Regions from separate parts of the Homo sapiens genome. Here region 1 is linked to region 2. A link is a contact called in ENCODE Hi-C or POLR2A ChIA-PET data. All regions are on one chromosome and are shown on one strand. The core of a region is the stretch at or near the end of the contact, and the rest is flanking DNA. Distances in the headings are between cores, read along the strand shown.

Region 1 (7,086 bases), core at 3,208-5,707, 49 kb after region 2:
GCCCTCATCCTGTGGGATCTGTTGTTGATTGTTGAGTGGGAGAATAGAAAAAGCCCTTTGGTTTGGTTTTCTCCTATACACCACACATGGCATGCAGCCATTGATCTGCACTGAAATGAACAGCAATATATACTTATGATCTTGCCCCAGGACTATGTTAACTCTTTCCCTCTCTCCTAGTATAGTGACCAGACCAGTAGCTCCTGAGAACCATACATTTCTCCACTTTAAGCAGGAAGTCACAAGCATTTTGGAGGACTTGGTGAGACATATGAATTGCAGAATGTGGAAAATACATCTAATGAAGATTGAGGGCCCTGAAATATCAAGGAAATTTCTTGATGGGGTCTAGTGGTTTGGGCATGCCATGACAACCCTCTCAAGGCAAAGAACAAAGTATTGTATATTACCCCTCCCACCACTAAGGAGGAAGCATAATGCCTGGTGGGCCTTTTTAGGTTCTGGATGTAGCATATTACATACTTGGTAACAGTGCTCAGACCAAGTGTTCATTGCTATGTTCAAAACATAGCTTAAAACAATAATCATTTTATTGGTAGTTTCTGTGGGAATCCAGGAATTCAGGAAGGTGTCATTCAAGTGAATCTGGTTTGAGTCTCTTGTGTACTTGCAGTCAAACACTTGTTGGACTTAAAATAGTGGGAGACGAAAGAAGACAGCCAGAGAGAGGAAAGGAAGACTGGAGCCGCTGAGAACTGGCCAGAGTCCCCTCCCGCTTTCCCCCTTCCTTTCTCTCTCCCTCCCCACTGTAGTCTCAGGATCTCTCCAGATAGTCTCTCCACATGGACTAGGTTGGGCTTCCTCATGACATAGTAGCTGGGTTTCAAAAACAAACATTCCCAGAAGGCAGGGTTGAAGTTGCTTGGTCTTTTCTAACCTAGCCTCAAAAATCATGCAGCATTACCTCTACCATTCTCCATTGGTTGGAGATGTCACAGACCCCATTCAGACCCCTGGGAGGGGGACATAGGCACCACCTTCTGATGAATGGAGGTTCAAAGGATTTGGGGGCCATTTTTGGAAACTGCTATAGTATGATACACTGGAATCAGCACCAATTCTAGAAAAATCTTGGCATGTGTCTTGGCTCTACCATTTTCTGCTTGTGTGGTTATGACCTATAATCTCTCTTTGCTTTAGTTTTCTCAATAGCAATATGGAGGATGACAATGCTTTTTAATAAAACTCCTTTGAATGCAAGGAATAGAGACTCATTCGTATTACCAAGGGTTGCCAGAAAAAAAGAAAAGCAGACTAAAAGCAGGAACTACAGCTGTCCCGGAACTGGAGGTGGATCTTCATGACCTTAACAGTAGGAGGTCATGGAATCTCACTCTAGTGCTCTTGAATCTATCTGACTTGGCTATTCTCTACCTTTCATTTTCTCCCTCCTACTCCCTAATCACCTTCTGCTGTCTCTTTGTCTCTTCCTTATCACTTCCGCTGACTCATAGTTTTTGCTCTTAGAACTTCAGCTAGCATCATGGCCTCTGCCACATCTCTCTACATTAAGACATTTCAACATCAGCTCTCACCACTCTCTTACTCTTTGGGAATTTCTTGGTTCAAATTCTCAGGAAAGGGATAATTTGCTGGCCTCAGAGTGGATTGTGTTTGGGTCACATCCTTTTCCTGTTCATTTAGCAACCACTCTTGTGTAAAGAATAGCTTAGCTCTTAGCAATTCAAGATGTAAGGAAATACAAGCACGCCAGCATATTAATGTATATTAGCTGGCATAGTCCAGTGGAAATGTCTACCTCAAAGGACTGTGGTGTGGATCAATTTAAATAAGGAAAGTAGGAGGTACTATAAAATACAAAACATATTAAGGAGATGTGATGCCAGGTTTTAAACACTGCTGTGGTTTAAATGTGTTCCCAAAAAGTTCATGTGTTGGCAATTTGGTCCCCAGTGCAACAGTTTTAAAGGTGGAATCATTTGGGGGTAATTAGGTCATCATGAATGGGTTAATCCATTAGTGGATTAATGAATTAATGAATCAATGGGTTATTGAGGGAGTGGGCTAGTTATCATGAGAGTCGGTTTGCTGTAAATGCCTTCTTGGCTGTCTCTCACGAGCCCTCTTGCCATGTGATGCCCTGTGCCACCTCGAGGCCTGCAGAGAGTCCCAGCCAGCAAGAAGGCCCTCATCAGATGTGGCTCTTAGACCCTAGGCTTCCCAGACTCCAGAGATGTATAAAATATATTTTTTTAAATAAATTACCCAGTCTGTTGTATTCTGTTATAGCAATGCAAAACAGACTATGACAAACATACATTTAAATGTATCCACAGATTTATTTTGTAATAATCAATACATCAAGTTAACATCCTTGGTAATTAGCCCAGCAAATTGATATTTATAGATTAATGTTTTGTTTCCACAAATGATCATTGCAACCATTCTTCCTTAGCATCCAGCCATATGCTAGCTATGTCAGGACCTCCACCAGTTGAGACTGAATCTTGCAAGTCTCAAGCAATTAGGCATTCAAATGAATGCTGTGCTAATATATAGATTTTAGCATTGTATTTTCTTGGGTTCTTTTTAAAAAGGGGAAACTCAAAAATTATTCTTTGTTCAATAATAAAGGCTTGACAATGCATCTGTTTCTAAGTGCATGCAGTATCTACTCAAATCTGTATTGGAAAATTACACTGTAAATGCTTTGTAGGCTTTTTTTTTTTCTTACTCATTTTCAGTCTCTCACAGTCTCTCACTTCTTAATCAATTCCTATTTTCTCAACACAGACTGCATTGCCACCAAGCTATCAAGTAATAACTTTTTTAGAACTCAGAATGAAAAGAAAAAGCCCAACCAAACAAACAAACAAGAATGAAGCTTCAGGAACCCTTTTCTCCTGTACCGGTACACGAAGTCATCCATCTCTGCCACAGTGGTGGTTGAATTCAGATAGGCACCTGATATGCTGATTGAAATTTTTTAGTTCAAGGTTTTTTAAGAATCTAAAATAAATTTCCTTTTCCTTGTCTTCAGGAAAGCCTACAAGTACCAAATCCAATTATGAGAAAAATGTAATTTCCCTTTTGGTCTATGACACAGCACAACAGTTATCTGTGGATGTTTAAAAAAATGCATGAAGTAGGATTCTCTTGGTTCACACCAGATAAAGTCCCCAGGAAAGTGATCCATAGTTGGCATCATTTGCTGACATTCATGTGTGATTCAACACCTCTAGACAATGATTTGGGGGAATCTGTTTTTCTATTATAAGCCAGACTTTGTCTTCTTGATAGAAACTGAAAGGATCAGCATTCCCAGCTTTTAAAGTAGATGCTTCCTGTGAGACCCAGCGCCCAGAAGCCACTCACAGACCCTTGCGGGTGTCTCTTCACATGCTGTTCAGTGCCATTGTAGAGATGAGGCATCCAGGTGACTGACGAATTTCTCACTTGTCCTCTGGCTGCTTTTGCATCTGTGGATACAGTCTCTGTATTTATAGGCGTGATTAGATTGAGAATTCTTGGGTCAACCACTCACAGATTGTATCAAAAACAATCAATCTAGTTTGACTGTCTTAACATTTTGGCTATTTTTGTTGTTAAGGCAAGCAGATCTGATGAAGTGTTCACTCCTTAGTTTGATGTTCAGCAATTGTCTGTCATGGTTCTGAAGTTGGAGGGAAAAAAAAGTAAAAATCAACTGTCAAAACAGTCAATCCAGTCGTGAATTTCTCCCTGACACCAGAGAGCATTGCTTCTCTTCTCCCTCCCCCTTTCTTCCCTCCTCCTCCTCCTTTCCTTGGGTCTGTCCCTCCCACAAACAGTTTCTCTTCTCCAGTGATGTTGATAAAAGGCAGAGAAGGAAGATATTTTAGGTTTGCAAAAGCTTACATTCTCCTCAAAGATTTCCCTTTCCTTTGTTTCGATGTTGATTATCTTTTGCTATTGAGTAGTACTGAAAGGATGGCTACACTGTATGTATGGAAAATGTGTATCTTAATGGAGAATTTAGGCAGAAGTGTCCTCTGCTTTCTCTTTCAAGATGAATTCCACTTTTCAGGGCGCACAGTTCCAAAGCCAGTGAGAGGGAGGCGGCTGGCTTGCAAAATCCTTTCCTGTCCCTGAGCCCGCTCCAACCTCCTTGGAACAGAAGAGCTCTGAGTCTGGCCCTGGTGTGGGATGTGGCTGGCTTTCCAAGTTGGGAAATGTGTTAGTAATTACTTTTTACTGCTGTCTCCATTTGTGTTTCCAGACTTTTCCCCCTCAGCCGGTGTTTTTCTCCACCCAGCTTCCTATGTCATTCTCACTGCTAATCTAACCTTGGCTCCTTTCCTCCAGAAACGTTTGACCTTGTGCAAGAACTTGGCATCCACTTCTGTCCTCCTTCTTCCCTAGAAGGGAAGCGCTGGACTGGGATCATTAGCATGAGCAGGCAGTGCTGCCAGCTGCCCGCCTGTGTCCTCTGGGCTCCGGCTGGTACAACAGTAGCCCCCATTTTCTGAGCAAAAGGGTGGTGGCCACTGGTTGTCAGGAGACCTTGTCCAACATTTTGTTTCAAGATGGTGTTACCAGGGATGTGGACTAAGTAATTAGCTCCTTTAATTGAAGGAACTTACAGGAAAAAATGTAGAAGCAATAAAACCTCTTTAGTTCACACATCCTTGCTTTGGATTTGAAAGAGCTCAGTCGATATTTTTTATGAAGACATGATACTCTGCATTAATTTGAATCTGGAAAGGGTTACAAGGAAACTGGGAGTTGTTTAACCTGCTTAAGAGAACAAACTTTGCAATCACTTAAGAAATGCTCACATTTCTTCCTTCTGTTGATAAGCTGATTACATACCACTTTTATCTTTCCATTAATTAAGTCCCCAAGGACAAATACCATGCATAGTTTTATAACTGAAATACCATCATATAGATACTTGAAATTAATACTACTTCAGTTCTTTAAAAATACTCCACAATTCCATATTTTCACTAATTCAGTCCAAACTTTCTTGATTAAACTGAACAAGTGTGATTTTACCATATCTGTTTGTGAGTGTATGTTCCTGGAGTTTATAGAATATAGCTATTTTTGTAAAATGCCTTAGGTTATAGGGATTTGGTATAGAGCTGGAAATTGGTTGCGTAGGGATGGTGATAGAAGCTGAGGGTGGGAACAGTGACTAGTCATTTACAGTACGCATTCAATATAACCCAGACTATGAAGGGGTATACGAAGTACAAAATTGTGGATAATCTATTCTATTCCTTTATTTATTGGACGGGGAGAGGGAAGAAACTTACAGGAGGGAGCAACTGTATGGGTCCAAGTGATAAGGTCTTTATATATTAGGAGATTCATATCCAGAGATAGGATTTCTCCATCTCATTCCTCTCAGATAAATGAAAAATCGGACTGTTTTTCTGATAATGAGATTTTTCCCTACCCCTACGTTGGAGGACTAGCTTTTTAGTTCAACATAAGCTTTCAGTAATGCAGTATACTACATATGGCCAGAAAGAGTGGATGTGGGAGCAAAAGCATCAGCTCTAGAGCTAAAGCCCTGGCTTGCATACTGGCTTTCCCAGTTATAAGCTGTAAGATCTTCAGTGTATAAATTATAGTAAGTCAAAACTTTGTCGTAGAAAAATACGAAGATACACGTAAAATTTTATTATTAATGAGGGAAGCATTAGGATTTTAAAATTGATTCCAGAATCAAAAAGACTAAATGTATATTTACAGATAGATAAATAGGTAGATAGATAATGTCCTCTGACATTATACTTTTTATTGAACAGAAATCATTTGCATTTTTATCAAACAAAAATCTACCAGCTAACCACAGATTCATAGACTCTCGTCCTAATCAATAGTAAACAGTAAATCAAACAAAGGTGTAGTCTCCAATAGAATTAATAATCCCCTGGGCCCAGTTTGATATTGAAAGGATATATAGGCATCTTTTTGCCTATTTTCAGGTTTGAGGTAATGTTTTTCAACAGGAGGTAGGGCAAATTACTTCATCTCTCTGAACCTCTGAAAAAAGAATATAACAACATCTACCTTACAGGTTGCTGCAAGATTAGCAGAAAATCAAATATCTAAAGCACCTCCCATGTCAACCTAAATAGCAGAGAGAGGCTCTCTAAAAGAAAATTATGTTTATTTGGGAATCGAGTATTGCAATGGGAATACACGTGCCATAGTAAATTATATGCGTATTAAGGGAAGTAAAGGGAGACAAGGGTTTTTAAAGAAGAAATGAGGAGGACTATTACAGAATTGTTTTGAGGCAATTATCCTTGGCTACAAAAATCAATAACAAGGTGGCGCCTGTCTGAGGTTGACAGGCAGTTGCTGGGCAGATGTCCTTGCAGAAGTATTTTTTGTGTAAGGTTATGGTGGCTTTTGCACAAAGTTGTGGTTTTTGCAGAGTCTTTTGTGGTGGTTTTATTTTTGGGCATACGAGCATGAGAACCCTCTCTTCATAGCCTTCTCCAGCTATATATGTTAGGGTTTTTTGTTTGTGTGTTGGTTTTTTAACATGACTGACTCCATTCTGATTCTGACAACTTTCACACCTACAATACCTCAATAAAGGGTAATTCTCACCTCTTCCTGTATTCTCCTTACTCCAGGTTATCTGACATTTTGCCAATCAGTTCTCTTTCAATTGGTGCTTTCACATATAACCAAAATAATAACTGAAGACTATGATGATAACACTGAGATTCTTCGCAGTCACTGTGTCATTACAGATAAAACTGTGTTTTCAGCATAGTATCAATGTTAGGTGTAATTGATTATGGTCTGCATTAAAAAAAAAACTCATTATCCATGGACATTGACTTAGTTGAAACAAAATAGTTAACCAAAACCATATCTTCCAGATTATTAAGCATAAAGGAAAATTCTAGCAAGGGTTTTTACCTGGAACACCAACTTGAATTCAGAAGTGCCTTTGTCAAGCAGTAGATTTGAACAAATGTTCTCTACATCTCCTTCCTATTCTAGGATTTTATAAAAAATGTGTAGAAAGGATACCTAAAAAAAATAATATGCAGAAAGGAGAAAGCCCATGCATTTTAATCACCAGGAAAAAGA
Region 2 (6,102 bases), core at 98-2,597:
GTAGGGGCTAGACACAGTGACTCATGCCTGTAATCCCAGCATGTTGGGAGGCCGAGGCGGGTTGATCACTTGAGGTCACCAGTTCAAGACCAACCTGACCAACATGGTGAAACCCCGTCTCTATGAAAAATGCAAAACAAAACAAAAAAACATTAGCTGGGCATGGTGGCATGCGCCTGTAGTCCCAGCTACTTGGGAGGCTGAGGCTGGAGAATAGCTTGAACCTGAGAGGCAGAGCTTGCAGTGAGCCAAGATCATGCCACTGCACTCCAGCCTGGGTGACAGAGCAAGACTCCATCTCAAAAAAACAAATAACAAAAACAAACAAAAAAAAGTAGGAGGTTCATACCTACATTCCAGTTGTGAAGCACTGCTCTAGATTTTATCAACCACTTACAGATAGAGACAATATGTTTCTGAGCCTTTGCTGTTCACATGTGGATGAGGTAAAGGAAGAAACAAGTCTTGGGGAAGTTGGAGGAGGATCAAGATAAAAAGTGCTAAAGAAGGATGCTGGGAATGTTCGAAGGAAAAAACCTTCATACTTCTCAGTTTTGCCAAAAATTGGCTCTGGGCACCAGCTTTTATAGTTGAAGCCAAGAGAAACATCATCCAACTGTATAATTTCAAATAGGAACTGTGGTGTTTTCTCCAATTCCACTGCTAGGCTCAGATCAGGGCCAGCGGCCCAGCAGACCAGGACCTCAATTTCCCCTTTCCTGACAGATGACAGTCCCAGAAGCTCTGTTTAAGAATTTAGGAACTGGCTTGAGAAAGAAGATATAGTCACCATTGCTTTTTCCCTTGACTGCAATCAGTAAATGCTCTGACAATGTTGAAGACATGTTGCTGGGGGAAGAAAATCCTAACATTAGTAAGTCACAATGATATATCCGGAGATTTTTTTCTGTTTAATCCTTCTTATGCTAGGGCATTTAGATATCTGCGGAACAGAAGTAGGAAAGTACCTGGCTTTGCAAAGTAATGCTGTTTTATTTGCAGAAGACGGTGAAGCTTAGCAACTACAGTGTCTAAAAACAGACACCACTTCCCTGGACTCAGATCTCACATTCCTGGGCATCCTGTCCTACTGATGAATTTCTCACTGGGAGAGCACCAGATAATGGCATTGCAGGAACAGGGGTGAAACCTGCACCAACACGCCTTTCCTGTGCCTTCTCCAGCTTACACTTTGTCCAGTGATGAAATCAGTCAGGGATGGAAGTGCAGCTGCACATGCACCCTGTGCTCACACCCTGCTCTGGGTAAATACCACTGCCCCAGATCATTTTCTTTTCCACTGAAAGAATCTTATCTTGGTGACCCAGGAAATCCAGGGCTTGCAGCCAGATACGGTGCTGTGGGTGTGGTGCCTCCGCTTGGCCAAACAGCCGCATATAACAACACAGAATTAGAAGTGGAGTCAGGGCAATGCGTCTCACTCGCCACTCTTTTATCTCTGGAGACAGGTTGCTATTAATCACTCCGACCACATCTATCAGGCTTCTCTGATTTGGCCACGGCTCATAGTCACAGAGGCACAACCAGGGTCTCCTGATAAATCAAATCCAACAGTTCTATGATAAGGACGACACAGGTGAATGAAGGGCAAAAGCATAGTCGTAGCCACGAGTCCATGCTATTAAAAAACTGGAGGAAGAAAATTTCTGCGCACTGTTAACCAAGTGCCAGAGACTATTAATTATTCTGTCTCTTTCTCTCTCTCATTTCTATCTTATTCTTTTTATCTCTCTATATACGTAAAAAATATATATATATATATTTTTTTGAGCCAAGGTCTGGCTCTATTGTCCAGGCTGGAGTGCAGTGGCACAATCTCGGTTCACTGCAACCTCTACCTCCTGGACTCAAGCCATCCTCCCGTCTCAGCCTTTTGAATAGCTGGGACTGCAGGTGTGCATCACCATACCTCACCTATTTTTGTATTTTTTGTAGAAACGGGGCTTTGCCATGTTGCTGAGGCTGGTCTCAAACTGCTGAGCTCAAGCGATCTGCTCCCCTCAGCCTCCCAAAGTGCTGAGATTAGAGACAGGAGCCACTGCACCAGGCCTTCTGTATATAATCTTATTAAACCTCCACCACAACCCTATGAAGAAGCCAGCATTATTCCTGTTTTAAGATGAGGAGACTGAAGCTCAGTGAAGTTAAGAAATGTGCCCAAGATCCTGGGCGCGGTGGCTCACGTCTGTAATCCCAGCACTTTGGGAGGCCGAGAAGGGTGGATCATGAGGTCAGGAGATCGAGACCATCCTGTCTAACACGGTGAAACCCCGTCTCTACTAAAAATACAAAAAATTAGCCTGGCGTGGTATTGGGCGCCTGCAGTCCCAGCTACTCGGGAGGCTGAGGCAGGAGAATGGCGTGAACCCGGGAGGCAGAGCTTGCAGTGAGCCGAGATCGCGCCACTGCACTCCAGCCTGGGCAACAGAGCGAGATTCCGTCACAAAAAAAAAAAAAAAAAAAAAAAAAAAAAAAAAAAAGAAAGAAAGAAAAAAAGAAATGTGCCCAAGGTCACACAGTTAGTAAGTAATGAAGCCAGTATAGGATGATAGCAGAAAGAATTAGAATAGAGAGGAAGATTGCATGGTAGGAAACTGAGTCTGGGGGGCAAAGAGAAAATGAAAAGAGAAAGAAAAAAAGGGAACAAGAAGACAAGTCCAGGAGCAGAAAGCAAGCTGCCTGTGTAACCGGAATTCCTGCACTGGGGCCTCAGCTCTGCCACACACAGGCTGGTGACTTGTGATTTGTGGTACAAATCATATAACCACAGTTTCTTAATCTGTAAAATGAGGTTAGTAATGAAATGGGAAGAGTTCCCTTATCCCCCTCGCAGGGCATGTGATGGGGGTGCGGTTGCTTCTTTGGTGCCCCGCTGCTCAAAACCCCTAGGGGAAGAAGACAGTCGGGCAAGTTGTGGGGCTCCGATCCCACGGCAGGGTCTGGGGCTCAATGCTCACAGCTCCTGAGGCCCCAGTGGGCATGTGTTACAGGGTGCTCTTTTAGCATAGCCGTCCGTAGGCCGCTTATGTTTATCAACTCAATTAGACCCCCTGCCTTATCACAAGGACAGAAGGCTTTCTGTATCCCAGGCTTTCTTGCCCTGGTGTATGGGAAGAATCGGCTCACACGTGGGCTTGGAGAATGACTGCAAGGTTTTACTGAGTGGAAGTAGCTCTCAGCAGATGCGGGAGCCAGAAAGGAGATGGAGTAAAAAGGTGGTTTTTCCCCTGGAGTCACGCTGCTCAGCGGCCTGGGGTCTTCTCTGACCGCACCGTCCAAATTCTGGCTCATTCTGCCGGTGGATGGCCTGCCGGCCTGCCTGCATCTGTGTGTGTCTGTCTGTGTGCTCTTACGCAGCCGCGCCCCTCTTGACGTCCAGCCACTTGTGCCTTCTTCTGCCGCTGCGTTTGTTTCTCTCCACATCCAGCTGCTTGTGTGTCTGCCCGCTGGGGTCTCAGGGTTTTTATAGGCACGTGATGGGGATGTAGCGGGCCAGGGTGGTCTTGGAAAATGCAACATTTGGGCACGAAAGCAGGAGTACCTGTCTTCACCTAGGTCCACGGGCACAGGCCCAAGGGTGGAGCCCTAGCCAGGGACCCGCCTTTCTCTTCCCTGACCGCCCCGCTCTTGTATCAGTGAGATCCAGCCAACTGCTTCACTGGTTTGTTTCCAGGATCAAATAAAAATATATGTGAAAATGCCTGCAAATGGAAGCTATTATTCAACGGTGTTTTAAAAAAATAATTTAATTAATTAATTAATTTATTTATTTTTGAGACAGGCTCTTGCTCTGTTACTTAGGCTGACGTGCAGTGGCATGATTACAGCTCTTTGGGCCTCAACCTCTCTGGGCTCAAGTGAGTCTCTCACCTCAGCTTCCCAAGTAGCTGGGACTACAGGTGTGCACCAGCACGCCTGGCTAATTTTTGTATTTTCAGTAGGGATGAGGTTTCACCATGTTGCCCAGGCTGGTCTTGAACTCCTGAGCTCAAATGATCTGCCTGCCTCAGCCTCCCAGAGTGCTGGGATTACAGGTGTGAGCCACCACACTCAGCCTTCAGTGGTGTTTACAGGAGCTGTGTCTATATAAGTCATGTGGATAGATTGAGAATCAAAAGGCCTGGCCTCCAGGTCACAGCCAATGGGAACATCTACCAAGTGGTAAAGGGAGCCCAGAGGAACCCTGCCTCAGATTAGGAGCCACATTGTGTGAGGGCCTGCAAATCTCATTTCTTATAGAATTGACCCCATATAGGGAGAGGTGACCCTCGTGGTTCTGGCTACTTTTTCTGGGCAGAGACAGCAGAGAGATGAACCTGCCGGTCATTTTGCCACTGAGGTTTCAGAGTGGAAACCCCTTCTCTCAAATCCTGCATGAGAAACCGAAGTAATCACCCTGTTCTTCCTGGGCCAAGAAAATATCACTGAGTAGCCCAAAGCTTGTGTTTCACACTTTTATTAATGACAGCCTAGGAAAAGAACAAGAAGTGAAAATGTGGTGAATGCTTCCTGCTACTGGGAGCTGGGGATGGAGACGCAGGAGGGAGGAAACAGGAAGCTGGAATATGAGGGTCCATGCAGGATGACGGTCACACAGTTCAGAAACTGACGAGAAAACACTGAAACACTTTTCAGTGAAATAGAGTCTAGAATGAAGAAGCCAGAGGGAAATAAGTTAGTTGGAGATGCTTCTCTCGTATTTTTGTCCAGAGCAGAGTGCCAGAAAGAAGAAAGATTAATTTGGGTAGTTTCTCCGAGATGAGGACCATGTAGGAATTTCTGACACAAGATCAGGGAGCTTCTGGAAGTGTTGTCTGGCCTGAATTGGAAACAATGCAGTACTGAGTTCATTAACTTTGCCCAACTAAAGAGGACAACACACCTGCGTTGGTAAATAACCACCTTTTTAGTGTGTGCCTCAGTTTCTAATATTTGCAGGGGCACTGCCCGGAAGATACTGAAGGAAAGAAGCTACAGAATGAAGGGGAAAGACCCAGATCTAAAGAGGTGCTCCTGGAGGAGGAGAAAACACAAAACTTTTCTTTTCTTCCAGGTCCCAAGAAGGTGGCGTGGGCTGAATGGGATCCACACAGACACGACCACCTCTTAATCCCTGAAAGCTGTGAATGGTATCTTATTTGGGGAAAGGGTCTAAAAGCCATCACTGGTAGCCTTTGAAGAGTAAGGCGGGGGGAGATTAGACAGACGCAAAGAAGGAGCCAGCGATGTGAAGATGGAGGCAAAACCTCCAAGGAATGCTGGAGTCACCAGAAGCTGGAAGAGACAAGGCAGGATTCTCCCCGAGAGCCTCTGGAGGGAATGTGGCCGTGCTCACACCTGGATTCTGGACTTCTGGCCTCCAGAACTGGGAGAAAATCACACTGATTTTGTTTAAAGCCACTAAGTTTATGGTAATTTATTACAGAAGCCACTGGAAACTAATACAGGTGGTCATGCGAAGAAGTTGCCCAGTGGCAGAAGCAACTCTGAATCTTACGACTTTTCTTAAGTCCAGGACTGGGTCCATTTATCAGACCAGGAAGGTGATGGTATTGTCTGGTGCTTGATCTGTGCAGAGGACAGTGCCGAGTCACAGAGGAGAAGGAGACCACACAGTGCATGCTCTGGATGGAGGTGCTTGCTGAAATCAGAAGCCAGTGGAAAGAGTTAAGTGCAACACTCCTAGGGATGAGGAAGCAGTAAAACTGTAGATGGATATCCAGGATCTCATCACACCCCTTGTGAGTTGGAAATTGAAGATCAGAGAGTTAAATGGCAGAGGAGTTGATGAGACCCTGGTTCAAACCCTAGTTCCACCACTTAGTTGCTATGTGACCTCTTCTCTCTGATTCCAGTTCCCTTGTCTGTAAAATGGAAATTGTAAAACCTATGTCACAAGCTTGTTGGCGTAAAGTTCACAGCACTTCACAGAGCACTTGGCTCCCTGGCAGGGCTTGAGAAGTGGCTATTGCTGTTATTGCCCAAGATTATAGGGCTGGTAAGACAAGCCTGTCTGCCTTGGGAACTGTGATCCTTCTAGATCCTGAGGCTGACTCATCATGCAGGGCTCAGACTATCTCT

What was found. Hi-C counts contacts between places; a loop is a spot of excess contacts on that map. ChIA-PET counts read pairs that join two places held with the same protein, here RNA polymerase II (POLR2A). Pooled maps may share reads with other maps.
Region 1: a map of posterior cingulate gyrus shows a loop between it and region 2 (3-fold over the local background). The contact joins two enhancer-like sites. A Hi-C loop is called at or near these places in 4 of 168 maps with a recorded cell type or tissue (Calu3, cardiac septum, heart left ventricle and 1 more) and 9 of 50 pooled maps. POLR2A ChIA-PET finds 5 or more read pairs at or near these places in 4 of 52 experiments (WTC11, activated B cell, activated CD8-positive, alpha-beta memory T cell and 1 more).

Annotation. Positions count from the first base shown.
Region 1 is chr3:107,954,407-107,961,492 of GRCh38, reverse strand. No RefSeq gene overlaps it. Among named protein-coding and RNA genes, the nearest start is that of LINC00636, 75 kb to the right of the region's middle. Within about 2 kb of position 4,457, at least 19 of the 41 ENCODE cell types and tissues checked have a DNase peak (open chromatin) inside an H3K27ac peak, as active enhancers do.
Region 2 is chr3:108,001,581-108,007,682 of GRCh38, reverse strand. No RefSeq gene overlaps it. Among named protein-coding and RNA genes, the nearest start is that of CD47, 86 kb to the left of the region's middle. RefSeq lists a silencer at 3,446-3,607. Within about 2 kb of position 1,347, at least 8 of the 41 ENCODE cell types and tissues checked have a DNase peak (open chromatin) inside an H3K27ac peak, as active enhancers do.